3 separate regions of the Mus musculus genome follow, and regions 1 and 3 are each linked to region 2. The links are chromatin loops, found by intact Hi-C in ENCODE. Cell type or tissue: heart. All regions are shown on one strand.

Region 1 (5,000 bases), 140 kb before region 2:
CAGGCGGATTTCTGAGTTCGAGGCCAGCCTGGTCTACAAAGTGAGTTCCAGGACAGCCAGGACTATACAGAGAAACCCTGTCTCCAAAAAAACCAAAAAAAAAAAAAAAAAAAAAAAAAAAAGCAGAAAACAGAGTATCTGTGTAACACCTGTGTTGTTACTGTTTCTTGGGCTACTTAGTTACACATGTATCCACTTGTGTGTAGAACCAGGTGGTGGTAAGAAGCCCCAGCTTAAGTGGCAGGCCCACTTCAGATTCCTGGCTCTATTTCTCACGGACTCTGTGATCAGGACAATCAGTTTGAGTTTCCCTTTTCTTGCTTCCAAGTGCATAGACAGGTATAAGGCAGAGGTGTACAAGGTCCCGGACACACAGTCCTTACTCCCAGCTCTCCCTGAACTGCAGTACACCAAGGACAACGACAGAAGAGGGCTGCACTCCTCGCCACCCTCTTCTTTTCTGCTTTTGTAATTTCTTCCATTTATTTAGTTGGTTTGGGGTTATTTTTATTTATTTGTTTGTTTACTTACTTATTTATTTTGAGACTGGGTTTATCTGTGTAGCCCTGGTTGCCTTGGAACTCTCTATGTAGACCAGACTGGCCTTGAACTCAGAGATCTGCTTGTATATGCCTCCTTAGTGCTGAGATTAAACACCTGGCCTGATTTGGGTTGTTTTGTTTTGTTTTAAAGACATGCATGGTCTTACAATGTAGTCCAGGCTGGCCTCGAACTCACAGACATTCAACTTAGCTCCAGCATGATTACTCCTGACTTGCTTTTGTCGATTTCTGTAGGACCCCCTGACTGAGGCTGGGATGCCATGCGGCATTAAGATCTGTCCATCAACAAAGGGGGACAACAGAGCCTCTTACAGCCGCTCAGCTAGCTTGTCCAGAACAACGTCACCAGCCTCCAGCTGCTTGCGCCTCAACCGCTCCTGTAAGTCTGGAAAGGGACGCAGGGCTGGCACATCCTCAAAGCGCAGACTCTGTGCGGCTTGCAGCTGCTCAGCCAGGTTACTGAGAGAGGACAGGAGGGGCGAGCAGTCCTGCAGGGTGCTCTGCCACAGGTTCTGCTGTTCCTCCACCACAGGGAAGCACTTCCTCAGGGCCTCCTGCACAACCAGCAGAGGCTGGTCATGAGCCATTTTCTGGGAAAAAATAAACAAAACAAAAGGGAGTCAGGGTACCAGAAGGGAGGGCCTGCATCAAGGCTGCGTCATTTCCGACCTCAGGAGAAGACCAGCTGTTGGTCTTCAAATAGTCCCAAGGCAATAATGAAAGGTAGGGAGACTTTGGGGGACACAAACAAGAACTCCTAGTCCTGGAAGTGGGCTGACACCTTCAGCCAACAATGAAGGAAGAATTCCTGCAAGTACACTTACCAACTGTGAACAGCCTTTCTTCCTTCCTGCTGTAAATCTTCCATGTTCTAGAAATCTCACCAGGAATCCCATTTACAGAGAAAGGACACACACTACCCCATTTACATCTGTAGGATTTAATACCATCAAAGAATCTTGAAAGCCACCTCACTTACTTCTCTTATCAAACAACTTCTTGTTTGAAGGGAGTCACAAGGGTTTTTAGAAACCCTTTTGAGATGTAAACTGAAAGCCACCAAAATAAGTAATTGTGGCTAATGTAACATGACTTTAATTCCAGCCCTCTGGAAGCAGAGCCGGGTTTTGGGTTTGAGGCCAGCCTGGTCTCAAGAAACTGGGGGAAAAGAAAGAAAATCAACTGCTGATCTCCCTAGAGAATCTCATACCCACGTGGCTATGTCTAACTTTCTGAGATTCTCTGAGGAGCATGCAAGTGTCTTTTATGCCTAGGTGCCTGCCTCTCTCTCTTAATTCTTGTGCTTATGCCTGTATTTAAAACAGCCATAGGCTGGGAGTTGTCGAATGCATCTTTAATCCTAGCACTGGAAAGACAGAAACAAGCAGATCTCTGTGAGTTCGAGGCCAAACTAGTATACACAGAGACTTCCAAGATAGCCAGCGTTATATGGTGAGGCCCCGTAGCAAATATGTTCATGTAACTCTGCTTCATAAATCAGCTAGTGCTGAGTTCTTTTCAGCGTCAGGGCCATCAACTGAGCTCAGCTAGTGCTGAGTTCTTTTCAGCGTCAGGGCCATCAACTGAGCTCAAGTCCTTAAAAGGCTAGGGCAACTCCCCACGCTGCAGAGTGGAGCTGTGTCTCTGTCTTGTAACCGCGGACACTCAAGAATATTGATTCTGGCGGTCCTCTTACCTTCTCTCTGCAGGAAGACCGTTGCTTCGGGTCTTCCGAAGGGGTTTCTTCACGACAGGGCAATCTGCTTTAGACTGCGAGTCTCTGGGGTCTGTCTGTTCCGGGACCTGTGCTTCTGGAGTCAGTCTTGTCGCCTCTCTTTAAGATTTCCAGCCCTAAATCAACAGGAAAACGTAAATCCTGCGATGTCAACGCTGAGTACATCAAAAACTACACCGCGCTTATTCACAAGAACGAACTCACCACTCTACTTCCAGTTAGCACGACTCTGGAGTCGCGAAAAGATGGCGTGTGCCGCAATGACATCTGGGCATTGAAGTCCTCCATGAGGATTGGCTGGCGGAAGGAGAAGAAGCTTTATTGTGATTGGGCGTGGTGAGAACCGTCCTAAGACGGCGATTTGCTATTGGCTAGGCTGTGCCCGTTGAGTTTGAATTGGGTGGCGGTTAACCGAGGAGCCGCCCGTCCCTTAGTTGGAGCTGTGAGGGTTCCTCAGACTGTGTTTTGGGACCTGCAGGTAGGTTTCGGCAGAGTTCTGGAAACCTAGACTCCAACGACTGAACTTTCTCAGCTCTCCGACCGCTCACACCCTCTCCCCGTCTCAGTCGCGGAGCCGGCTGCTTGGCCCCTCGCTCGACGCAGCCAGGCGCCATGGCTCCCAAGAAACGCAGCAGCCGCGGAACCAGGACCAACACGCTGCGGAGCCGGAAGCTCGCCTCCTTCCTGAAGGACTTCGACCGCGAGGGTAAGGGGTGGATTCGCGTGATCGTGGGTTTTGGGTGGGTTGGGACGCGGATGCGACGGCTTCGCACACCTGACGCGGGATCCGTCCGCTTTCACCTCTTTGCAGTGCAAGTTCGAACCAAGCAAATTGAGTCCGACAGACAGACCCTCCTCAAGGAGGTGGAAAATCTGTACAACATCGAGATCCTTCGGCTCCCCAAGGCGCTGCAAGGGATGAAGTGGCTTGACTACTTCGGTAAGAGCTGCTAGCGTTTTCCCCGTGACCAACGAGTGCTTATCTTGAAAGCTTATTGTAGGGACTCATTCAGATGTCCCCTTCTTAATAAGGTCTAAAATAACCACCGGTAGGAAATTGCCATCTGTCATAACTTATAAAAGAATGGTGGGCCCATAGGAAAGAAGTAGGCATGAATTACCCTTCAGATGAGCGCTATTAGGACAGTGCATCTCACCTTCACGTTTGAATGGGAGAGCTTTAGAAGAGATATACCAGAAATAGAATGATGGAGGCCTGAAGGAAGAGGGGCGAGGCCGAGATCTCAAATCTATAGTACAAAGTGAGCTGATAATTGAAGGTTTTTCAGGGGTTGGGGGAGGCTGTTCCGCACTGACATGACCTAACCTATGCTAGCCTACCTGCCAATAGGCAGGGATGCAGTCGCTCAGTAGGACAGTAAGAGTTGTCCTGCAGCTTAACAGCGGAGGGAGAGGACTGTAAGAGCAGGACGCATCATGTCTTCTCAGCATCTCTGTATCCAGGGGGAGTGTTTTGGGAGAACACATCCATCTTTTGGGGAGACCCTACTGCTCAGCCCCACTGGAAACTGCCTGCCATCCAGCCAGGCCAGTGGTAGGCAAACCACTGTCCTTAGCAGGCCAGGTAACAAACAGTCTTGAGTTCTGGAACTGCATTTCTGTTACAGTTCCAAAAGAGCCGTGATGAGTTTGATTTCTGGGCAAACTGAAATGTCAATTTCACATAATTTTCACACATCCGGGAAATACTTGTACAAACTCAGCCTTCTAAAATGAATGAATAAATTAAGAGAAAAATTATTTGTTTTTTGTCAGAGCTCATTTCGGACAGTATCCTCAAACAGCTCTGTCTTGTGAACTACAAAGATAGGAGTAGGCCGGGCAGTGGTGGCGCACGCCTTTAGTCCCAGCACTTGGGAGGCAGGGCAGGTGGATTTCTAAGTTCGAGGCCAGCCTGGTGTACAGAGTGAGTTCAGGGACAGCCAGGGCTATACAGAGAAACCCTGTCTCGAAGAACCAAAATAAAAAACAAAAACAAAAGACAAATCACAAATCATCACGGCCAAATAAATTAACGCAAGCGTTTTCATTAGTGTATGCAGGCTGCCTCCCCCTACGGCTGGGTTTGAGAGATCGGCATTGGATGTGAGGAAGTCAAGTCTCTTACAGCTCAGTGGTTGGGTGGGGGGGGGGTGCGTCTTCAAATGGGGGATTTAGCAAGCAAAATGGGCGGGGTTACAGAAGCAGAACATAAGCAGAACAAGTTAGTCTCCTTCTGAAACAAAGCCAGGTGAACATAACAAGATAATCATAGCCGAGCAGTGGTGGTGCACGCCTTTAATCTTGGCACTTGGGAGGCAGAGGCAGGTGGATCTCTGAGTTCGAGGCCAGCTTGGTCTACAAAGTGAGTTCCGGGACAGCCAGGGCTACACAGAGAAACCCTGTCTTGAGGAGAAAAAAAAAAAGATAAGAGTGGTTTTCTGACCAGAGAAAAATGTCAGCCCATTTCCCGCCATTTGTGAAACCCCTGAGGAAGCATGGAGGCTCCTTTCTCTCCAGCTGCTTCCTCTGCCTTCCTCATCACTATATCTACCAGTGTGCCTCCTCCTTCCTAGGTACAAGTGCATGTTTTGCTAACAAAATTCTTCTGTCATGCCTTATTAATCTTTCTGTTCATTCATTTCTACAAAGTTAAGTGTCACTCACTAGGCTAGGCACTAAAGATGCACCTAGGAAAAGCA
Region 2 (5,000 bases):
AGAATCAAACACACATACTCAATCACACAGAGGCAAACCAAAGCAAAAAAAAAAAATTATGTTCCTTGGAAATACTTAAAATCTGACACAATCAGTCACTGACAAGGAAAAAGCAAATCTTTTTTTTTCCCCCAAAAAATTCAAAGTTGGCATTCACAAGACCTTCTACTGTCACATACTTTAAAGATGGATCTATGAAGCTAAGGAGGATAAAAGAGCAAACAGGTGGCTGTTTAAAGAAAGAGTGGCTACAAACCTTCAGTGAGGTGCTCCCGTCCCAATGCCCTCCCTCCCCGCAAACACACCGTGAGGCAGTGCCACGGCCTCATGTAGTTGGTGGTGCAGAAACAACACTCTGAACATAACCACCTCCAAACCCTCCTTTTGCCCTTTACTGCTTGGACAACCTATCCGTGCCTGCTTTTCTACAGTGGGACCAGGGCTTCCTGTTTCATACAGAAAGAGAAACTGCAGGTAAAGAAAAAGGGTGGCTTCCTTCTGTCATTTCTAGAACACATCAGGTGGAGGGGCTAAACCCTAATAAGGAGTAGCTGATGCAAATCACTTTAATTATTTATATCGTAAAACATGATCTGGACCAGAGAGTACACTTGTACAGAGTGACTAGGCTTTCTGACCCGAAAGGCTGACTTAACATAAGCAATACTGACACGAGCAGCTCAGGAAATATCAGCAAAATGAATGACAGACATGCAGACGGTCTCTTTTTGAAGATAGCCTCTTGAGGAAATTACCAAATTTGAAGCTTTCATGGTCTGGAATGGTGATTCCTCCTTCACCCGAAAACACACAGGTTCTACAAATGTGGGTTTGGCAGACACAAAAGGAGAATTTAAAATAACCAGCACATCACTTAGTTCTCAACCTGGTTCTGCACTTTCTCTTCAGCTCAAGAGTCGGCAAAGTGAGCCTTTACTAGCCGGAGTGACAAGCAGGCGAGGTAGTTACCAGGCACAGGTCAAGGGATCTAATCTGAGAGGAACCAGCCCGAACCTTTGCTTACGCAACCCCAGAAATACACGTTTCTCGGTGTCTGAGAGGAGAGATAAGAGACCCGGTGGGCTGCCCCGGGAAACGCAGAGACCAACTTTCTGTAACAAGACCAGGAGGTGTGAGGGTGGCCGAGGACTGCGAACCCAGCACCTCTGAGAGACTAGCATGAGGACCCTGACCGGGAAAGCACCCCTAGTCCAGGGCTACAGAGAAAAACCCCGAGGCAGTCTGGGGGCTACGAGCTGGGCTAAGAGGGGCAGGGTCCGGGTCTCCATGGAAACAGAGAAGGGGGGCTGGATACCCATCCCCATGGAAACGGAGGAGGGGTGGGGTCCCTCGGGTGAGTGGAATGAAGTCTCAGCCGGGAATGGCTACGGCAGGGAGCCCCAGTCCCGCACCCCCCGGATAGTTCCAGCCCCAGCCGAGTCCAGCCTCTGCTTTTACCTCCGCGGCTCCCGGCAACGGCGGCAGCAGCAGCTTCTCCCCTCCCAAGCGGCACCATGATTGCCCCCACCTGTCCCTAGCGTCACTTCCGCTTCCGCTTTCCGGAGGAAGGAGAGGCCCGGGGAGCCCTGGGCCTGCTGCTGTTCGTGATTGGCTTCTACTCTCCAGGGGGCTGAGACCGCGCCTCTCCCCAGCGGGCTGTGGGCGGAGCGAGTGGAGTCTGGCGCTCCGGTGCCGCACCGGGAAGCTGACCATAGAGAGCGGGCTGTTTCGAGCGCGGGAGGATACGCGACATCAGCGGTGAAGTCGAGGTGTTCTCAGCCCCAGCTGCGTCCACAGCTGCAGCAAGAAGGCTGCAGTCAGCCGCCGCCTTCCAGATGCGTAGGCCAGCCCACGGCATCCCTCTCCTCGCCCCACTGTACCCACGCAGCATAGTTCACCTGGCTGAGGCTCCCCCCCAGGACCGGAACGCTGAGCAGAGCCCTCCAGAAACTTCTCGTTCTCACGCGCCCGCGGGAGCTAGCGGTTCCAACCTTCCTTAAGGAGGGTTTTTGCTCTAGAAAGGGTCAGCGCCACCTACTGGCCAGTCCCCTGTCAGCTCTTAACACTTATCCTACCCACCCTTGAAATCCACTCGGTGGTAGCAATATTTCAAAGCCCAAGAAGATACTTTTCTCGTGTTTCTATTATATTCCTGTATATGTAATTTTTAGACTCTCACATAAGCTAATGCTTATTTACCCCATGAACGACTTCTCTCGAATGTTTACGTTGGAGCAGTGCTCTTAGAGGCTAGATCAGGGTTCAGGCCCAAACTGCTGTGCCATTCCCTCTGAGTAAGGTTGAATAAGTGACTCTGGCGCACCAGCATGCCACAGATCAGCTGCTCTGTTCTTAAGCCACAAAGGACTAGCTGCCAGGAACTACCATCTCTTGAGAGAGGAGGATTGGGGAAGAGAAGACCAACTGACTGCTCTGACCTTAGAGTTCTTTTGAAACCAGAACCCACATTAGATGGCTCACATCCAGCTTCAGAGAGATCTGAGCCTCTGGCCTCTCCTAGCACATTCACACATGCATGTACCACCACCACCACACACATACACATAACTAAAAAAAGAGAGAACCATAGTCACCATTAAAAATACATTTTCATTAAAATATATTACATATATGAGAGGTGCTGCATTATATACAGTTGGGAGGACTGAATATCCTACAAAATCCCACTTGTTTCACCAGAACCCCCTTTCTTCAGTGCTCTTGGGGGCGACTGAGAGGCCTTGGAGTTGAGCAGAAAGGGAACAGGTGCCCTATGCATGAACATGTTTGCGGCTTGGACAGTGGAAGCATCTGGATGGCTAAAAGTTGTTTATCCAGGAACCTCTAAGCAGAGTCCTGCCGCCCCAAGCCATTCTCCTTCAGGGACTTCAGTTAGTCCAAGTATCTGACCATGAGATGCTCAGTACGGGATATGGGGAACTCACTGACTGCATGTCCTGGAGGCTGGCTGAATAAGGCAAAGTACAGTTACTTAAAACTTTTAAATAAAAATGAATAGGGAGCTATTTGTGTTAAATAACTAGAGTTGAATGTGGAACGTCAGTTCTACTATGGTGGATTGCCCCCATGTCTTCACAAGTCAGCATGGGTGTGCTAGCCAATGGCATGGAGAAGGGGCAGGTCTAGGCTCAGGTAGAAGAAACAGGTGGCTGCCATTCTTCCAGCAGCCTCAGACCAGCTTAAGGCAGTTCTTGAGCTGAAACAGGTGGGGCTGACAATTGTGGCTGCCTTAAGGAAAACAGGAGAGGAGTAGTGAGGCTCAGAGTGGACCGCAGAGGAACTGGTGAATAAACTCTTGGGCCTTCTTCTTTTCCGCCATGTCAAGCTTTTGGTGACGAGCTGGGTTCCGGAGCAGTAAGCTGCCAAATATGCTAGCTGTGCATGACAGAAACAGAAAATACCACTTAGCAACTGGGACACGGGGGTGATTAGGAGAGAGAACAGACTACCTCAAGCACTCTGTGTTAAAGGCAGGGCCTGGGTGCCTTGAACTCAGGGGCTCCACCTGCCTCTTCCTCCTGAGACTGGGATTAAGGCATGTACCTCTATGCCCAGGTAGTTCCTTCCTGAAAGCACAAACAACTGGGGGGTGGGGGAGAAACAAGTCTCTATTCCTACCAGTCTTTAGTTCCAGGCCAGGCAGAGCTATACAGTGGGAGGCTGCCTCAAGAAATAAAGAGGGGCTGTGGAGATGGCTCCTTAAGTTAAGTGCTTGCCATGCAAACATGACAGAGGACCTGAGTGCAGATCTCTAGCTCCCACTTAAATGTACCTGTAACCACAGTGATGTGGAGGGAGAGAGAGGTGGGTCCTGAGGCCTTGCCAGCCAGCTAGTCTAGCTAAAAGAAGGAACTAGCACAAGGGCTTGCACATGGTAGGTAAGGGTTCTACCATTAAGTCATACTTCCAGTCCCCAAAAACATTATTTGCATAAACTTTGCCCAAAACAAGGCATGATGGTGCATATGCAGCACTGGGGACCAAAGCAAGAGGATGCTGAGTCCAAGGCCAGGAGAGTGAGTTTGAGGCCAGCTTCAGCAGCATAACTTGACCGCCTTTTAAAAAGTTAAAACAAAACAAAGCTTCCTCAGAGCTTGGGGGGCCAGGGGAGCAAGGGAGAAGAGAAGGGAGGGTGAGCATTAATTCAGCTTCCTTTCTTAGTGATTCTGAACAGATGCTTGTACGACACTTGGCCACTTACCTAGAATATTCTCATCCAAATGATTGTTTGCTGAATTTTTCAGCAGTTCTTGCAAAAACGCCATCAAGTAGTTGAAGACATTTTTGTGGAAGCTGGGGAGGGTTAAAATTATCTGAAAGAGGGAGAAGGTGGGGTTTGCGGCTTCACTCAGTTACATGACAAGGTGCCCCTTATATATCCCCTTGTATTCCAGGAACTGAGAATCCACACAGAGCTGATCACTCACCACTTGGCACAAGTATCCAAAGGGAACAAAGGGCAAACGCTGCTGCATGGACTTAGAAGTCAGACTTCTAAAACTAAAAGTCGCAGACTTAAGGGAATCAAGGCCTTTTAGTTGGGTCTTGAATACAAGACAAAACGAGACTTGGAGCAGCAAGGATTAGGGTATTGGAGGCAAAGAAGGCAAGAGAAAGCAAACTGTTAAGTAGGAAGAGCACGAGCTGTCAAAGTCGGCAGAAACCTACAGCGGCACAGGTGTTAGGCTTAGAAGGGTTAGCCAGACCGGAAGCCAGTGACTAGCCCACAAATGTGCACAACAGAATCAGCTGGAGAGCTGGGGCTCGGAAAAGGAAGGTTCCAGAAGGTTCACAGATGAAATGGATATAAGTGAAGGTGCTGGAACCCGTACTGTTCGCAACTGTTCTATACGAGCCTATCAATCATGGAACTGGGCGTGGTGATGAACACTGGTGATCCCAGGACTTGAGAGGCTGAGGCAGAAGGATGGTGAATTGGAGATCAATCTGGGCCACACTGAGTTCCAGGTCAGACTGAG
Region 3 (5,000 bases), 50 kb after region 2:
AAGGAGTTTGGGGGAGAGAATCACTAAAGTGAGCTCTTCCTTTAACAAGGCAAAAGAATGGGCTGAATGCCAGAGTCAAATACTCAAACCTCCAAGACGCTTCTGTTTACAAGGTCCACCATGCTGCTACACTGACCCTGCACCCGCTCAGTTCTATTTATACACTAGCCAAGCAGACCTTTCCTCAACAGAATTTCAGCTTCTGAAGAACAGCTGTTTGGTTTTTAGTCCATTGTTGTTGGGGTATTTGTTTGTTTGTTTGAATGACATGCATGGTGTTTCATTTCATGTAGCCCAACCGGCCACTGGCCTTGCGCTCACTGGTATACCTACAAGATGGCTGTAAACTCCTCGCTCCGAGGCTTCCACCTTTCACCTGCTGGGATTACAGGCATCTGCTACAGCACCTGGCTACCAACAGCCCTGGGAAGCGGCATTTCGCCCTGGGTTAGTTCCCCAGGTTTTGGGGAAGTGGGTATTTTGATGGTCTACACATCGGAAGAATCAAAACCCACTACTTGTTTCCACCTGGGGCTGGATCGACTGGTGTGCACCCAGAGGTGGCTCAAAGGGTTCCTTCCATTTCTTAAAGAAGAAGTGACTCTCTGTTGAGACCAGAGCAACTCTGGAATCAGAGATGACCCAAACAGAAATGGGGGCTTGGTTTGGTACCATCCTTTCCAGTTTCAACAGCAACAACTTAGCAGTTCCATAATCTATTATTGGGTATTATGGTGGGGATGAATCTTTAGAATTAAAAAGTCAAAGCAAGCCGGGTGGTGGTGGCACACGCCTTTAATCCCAGCACTTGTGGGGGGCGGGGGGAGGGGGGACAGAGGCAGGCAGATTTCTGAGTTTGAGGCCAGCCTGGTATGCAAAGTGAGTTCCAGGACAGCCAGGGCTACACAGAGAAACCCTGTCTCGAAAAAAAAAAAAAAAAAAAAAAAAAAAAAAAAAAAAAAAAAAAAAAGTCAAAGCAAAATCTTGACAGTAATTTCTCTCCAGGATGTGGCTAGTTTTCCTTTGTGAAGTGAGATCAATGCTTCTGCGATCGGTGCACATATTTCACCCTGGGGCAGATAACTCTTTTCAGAGCTGGCTGCCCTGCTTTCTCATGGTCTATATCTCTCTACTAGAAGCCCCAAAAAGCTCCCAATAGCTCAGCTCTGGCTCCTGGGCAAAAGACAGAAGCCACCTCTTTTGTGCTGCCACATTGCCTGTTCTCTGCTCCACTGCATTTCTGGTAGCCTGTTGTAAAGGTCAGGAGACAGAGGTTAATCTTAAAACACTCACCAGTCCCGGTACCACAAACCAGAAGCTCATGACAACTGAAGCAACAGCTGTGCAAGTGAGCTCTGAGATAAGCCCGAGAAAGATGCACACTATCTACACCATCAAGGGCTCCGGTGGCATCTTGTGGTAGCTTCGAGGAAGGAAAGGCTGAGGAAGTCCTCTGCTGCCTAGTTTCCTAGTTTTACAAACTCTTGCCCAACCTATCACCTCGCCCCAACTCCTCATACTTTTCAAGCCTCATAATTGCAAACGTCCTGGCCCATACTTGACAAGGCTACTTGACGGGACTTTCGTCGCTAGGAAAGGACAGACTGGAATGGCAGAAATGGGTACTTGTGATTGCGCCAAAGCCCTCAGGAGCCTGGTGCTTCATGGACAACACCCTGGGGAAAACAAACGCCAGGGAGCCCTAAATCACAGGGCTGACCCAAATTTCAGCCCCGAGCCTCTCTCTCTCCCTCGGCAATGGACAGTGCCTTGTCCAACAATTAGCCTTTGTGCCGCACATTATCCACCAAGGGATAAGAGGCAAAAACCTGGTTGGGGTCACCTGTTCACCTCATCCCCGAGGGCCTCCAGTCTCACGGTAGCCACGGCTCCCTGCACTCCAGCTACATGCACTCTGTCCCAGCGGCTGTAGAGCACAGAAAATGCTAGCACTCGCCAAGCCTCATCCGAAGACAACCCTGTCACCGTCGCGCACACCCCCACAGACACACAGCACCCTCGAAAGGCCAGGACTGAGGAACTACCTCGGCCGGAGAAACCAAAACGCCAATGGGAGTAAGCAAGCAGCACGAGGTCACACACCCGGCCATCAACCGGGCTTCCCTAACCCCTCTGCCTTAGGACTCCCGGGTACCTGCCGGTCACCGGCCTGTAGCCCCCACGCCTGGCGGAGAGTAACTTCCCAGCAGAACTTGAGCCGCAGCATCCCCGCCTCGCCGATGGCCAAGGCCTTGACCTTCGCCCCCACGCAGCCACCTGCCAACCCGCCAGTCCTCCCGAAAACCCAACACCGTAGCCCCGCTCCGCAGAGACCGCCCGACCTGCACAGTCGCGCTCCCGAGAGCCGCCGCCTGCCGACATTTCCCAGTCTGCTTCCTCAAGCGCTTCATCCCGCCGCCCGGCGAGCGGTCTCCGTCCTCTCACAGGCCCGCCCTCATGCATCTCCTCCGCCAATAGAAATTCCGGCTCCTCAGCGGCTCCGCCCCAAAGCAGAATGTAGCCAGGGCCCCTAGGCAAGACATCCTCCAATCCTCGCCGTGCATTCCGAGACTGATGCCTGCTTCCTCCAATGGGCGCGAACCCACTCCGGGTACCCGGGTCCGAATTCCACTCGCGCGGTTTCGGCGACTCGGCATCGGGCTCCGCGCATGTGTGTCTTGACAGCCACTCGAACTCGGGATCCCGCGTCTCAGGGTCGAAACCTGTGGCAGGGACAATGGAGCACGGACTGAGCCACGGGGTTGAAAAGCCAGCTGCATTTCTGTAAGATTGTATGTGGTGGAGACTCCCCAAGCCCGCTTCGCTCCTGCTCAGCTTGTATCTGAAATCCAAATGCAATTAACAGAAGTGAAGAAGCTAGGGCTCTGCCAAAGCAGGACTGATTCATTATCCAACAAACTTTATTAGGTGGGGAATTATTATCCCAAGTTTATAGAGGAGGCAACTAAGTTCAGGAAGGATATGCAAAGTAGAGACTTAACCAGATGCAGCACTAAAGAGCAGGCTGGAGATTTAACTTCCCTCATCCTTCTTCTGAAACCTCCTGGCCACTACAGACAAACTAGAAATAAGCTATATTGCGTATGTTATTTAATGTACTATTAAGACAAGTCCTCTGGGGCCTGGGATGCAGCTGGTTAGGAGTACTTGCCTAGCGTGCACCATCAAGCTATGGGTTGGATATCCAGCACCACATAAAACTGGTGGGGGGCTGAGGGAGAGAACAGACATCCATAATCTCAAAGCTCAGGAGGTAAAAGCGGGGGGGGGGGGGGGGGCACGACGACGACGACGACGACACCAGAAGTTCAGGATCAGCTTGAGCTACTCTCATAATCTCAGGCTTTAGGAAGCAAGGAAGATCGTGAATCCCAGACCTGAGCAACATGTTGAAACCTTGTACACACACACACACACACACACACACACACACATACACACACAAAGACAACCTTCTGGTACTCCTAATCCAATGTGTACCCCTCCCCTGCAGAAGTTCCTGAGCAACCTCTACTTCTGACTCAAACCCAGTCCTGACTCTCAAACCTTAGCATTAACCCTTCTTGCTAAACCCTTCTTGTCTTGCCTGCTCGGCTTGTATAACTGCATGAACCAGATCCAACTGCATTGAGGAAATCTAAGCTCAAGTCCTGGGTTGTGGCATGGCTAGGCACTGCTTTCAAAGCTGAAGTCTGAAGAAGTGGAAAAAAAAAAAAGTCCACATTCACATACAGAGAGTGGCAGAGCTGGGGTCTCAACTAAAATTGTGGCATTTTGTGGGTCTTAGTGTCAAAAACCTACTTGTTACTTCAACTCATGAATGGTCTCAGGATAAGTTTCTTATATTTGCTGTGTCAGCTTGTACAAGATACTTAAAAGCCCCTCTCCTTTAAAAAAAACAATATTTTTAAACTGGGAGGTGGTGGTGTACAGCTGGACACACAGAGGTCCACCTGCCCCTGTCTCCTGAGTACTGGAATTAAAGATGTGTGTTACAATACCTTGCCATTATTAGTCTTTTTAATTGCAGAATTGAGGTCAATGGGAAAGACTAGACTCTTGGGGTTCCTAGAACTGGGGGGGGAGGTGTCCTAAAACTTGGGTCAGAAACTTACTCATCAATAAAACAGGAAATCCACTCCTTACTATTCTTGCTCCAGAAATGAAACAAGATAACCACAGTTTGTTTTGCATCATGTAGATAGCTAGGAAAATGTCTGGCTTACGGTAGGATTTCAGTTTGAAGTGAGCTTGCCCCTTTCCTCACCTGTCTGTTTCTTCACTGAGGCACTACCTCACCCAGGGAGGATTAAGGAGGAGAGCCTCATCCCTTCATATGGAAAGTGTTAGCTGGTGGGAATTCAAGGATCTGTCCCTGTCACCCAGGTTCCTTCCTAAGGAAGCCCTGTCCTGATGGTCAGAGCAATAAGAGTTGGTACAGAACTTCCATGTTGGTTACCTCAGACAGGGTGTGGAACCCCCAAGGAAAGAGGAAAGAGGGGGTGAGAAGTCTGCAAGACAGACATAAAAAGTGACATATCCTCAATCAATATCTCTCTCTTCCTCTCTGTCTCTCTGTTTCTGTCTCTCTCTCTGTCTCTCTCTCTCTCTCTCACACACACACACACACACGCCTCTTGAAATAATTCCTCTGGCTGCCTAAGTCCTTCATTTGCACAAACCATGCACACACACACACACACACCTATCTGAACAATACACCCAGCAACTTCAGAACCACCTCCACCTCCTATCTCTATGGGATACACATACACCCATCTCTGAACAATAGTGTTAGGGTTTCCTACCTCTCGTCTCAATCAAATTTAGACAGTTTTCTATTCAATCCTATTCCCAATGAATCTATGTATGAAGAATGGAAGGACTAATCTGGCCTGAACTAGTTTGGGTAAATGGGAAGTTGAGCAAAATTGTGTCCTCTGGTAATATTTCAGGGGAAATTTCTCTACTTACCACTT

The links. Peaks named below come from ENCODE experiments on the same cell type or tissue, not always from the same donor. Only the 100,000 strongest peaks of a DNase experiment are listed, where the experiment ranks them.
Region 1: a loop joins it to region 2, with 5 times the contacts of the local background. A loop is called at or near these places in 2 of 42 quality-filtered maps.
Region 3: it touches region 2 in a loop (2.1-fold over the local background); 8 of 42 quality-filtered maps call a loop at or near these places.

What each region holds. Positions count from the first base shown.
Region 1 is chr4:124,934,593-124,939,592 of GRCm38, reverse strand. It overlaps Cdca8 (cell division cycle associated 8), which reads left to right and starts at 2,676. Exons shown (of 10, transcript NM_026560.4): 1 at 2,676-3,004; 2 at 3,110-3,238. The coding sequence starts at 2,911. It overlaps 9930104L06Rik (RIKEN cDNA 9930104L06 gene), which reads right to left and starts at 2,545. Exons shown (of 5, transcript NM_177573.3): 1 at 2,260-2,545; 2 at 876-1,153. The coding sequence starts at 1,150. In heart, a CTCF peak has its summit at 2,674; a DNase peak (open chromatin) is centred at 2,612; H3K4me3 peaks cover 2,759 bases; H3K27ac peaks cover 1,926 bases.
Region 2 is chr4:124,799,102-124,804,101 of GRCm38, reverse strand. Inpp5b (inositol polyphosphate-5-phosphatase B) reads right to left here. Exons shown (of 24, transcript NM_008385.4): 23 at 4,223-4,334; 24 at 2,591-3,396. The coding sequence ends at 3,281. It overlaps Mtf1 (metal response element binding transcription factor 1), which reads right to left and starts at 1,553. Exons shown (of 11, transcript NM_008636.4): 1 at 1,459-1,553. In heart, CTCF peaks have their summits at 1,827 and 2,039 (motif pointing left); DNase peaks (open chromatin) are centred at 1,561 and 1,911; H3K4me3 peaks cover 2,359 bases; H3K27ac peaks cover 1,391 bases.
Region 3 is chr4:124,749,035-124,754,034 of GRCm38, reverse strand. Inpp5b (inositol polyphosphate-5-phosphatase B) reads right to left here. Exons shown (of 24, transcript NM_008385.4): 7 at 2,343-2,723. It overlaps Gm12915 (predicted gene 12915), which reads left to right and starts at 2,681. Exons shown (of 4, transcript NR_151694.1): 1 at 2,681-2,928. In heart, CTCF peaks have their summits at 2,138 and 2,342; a DNase peak (open chromatin) is centred at 2,534; H3K4me3 peaks cover 2,281 bases; H3K27ac peaks cover 1,634 bases; H3K27me3 peaks cover 452 bases.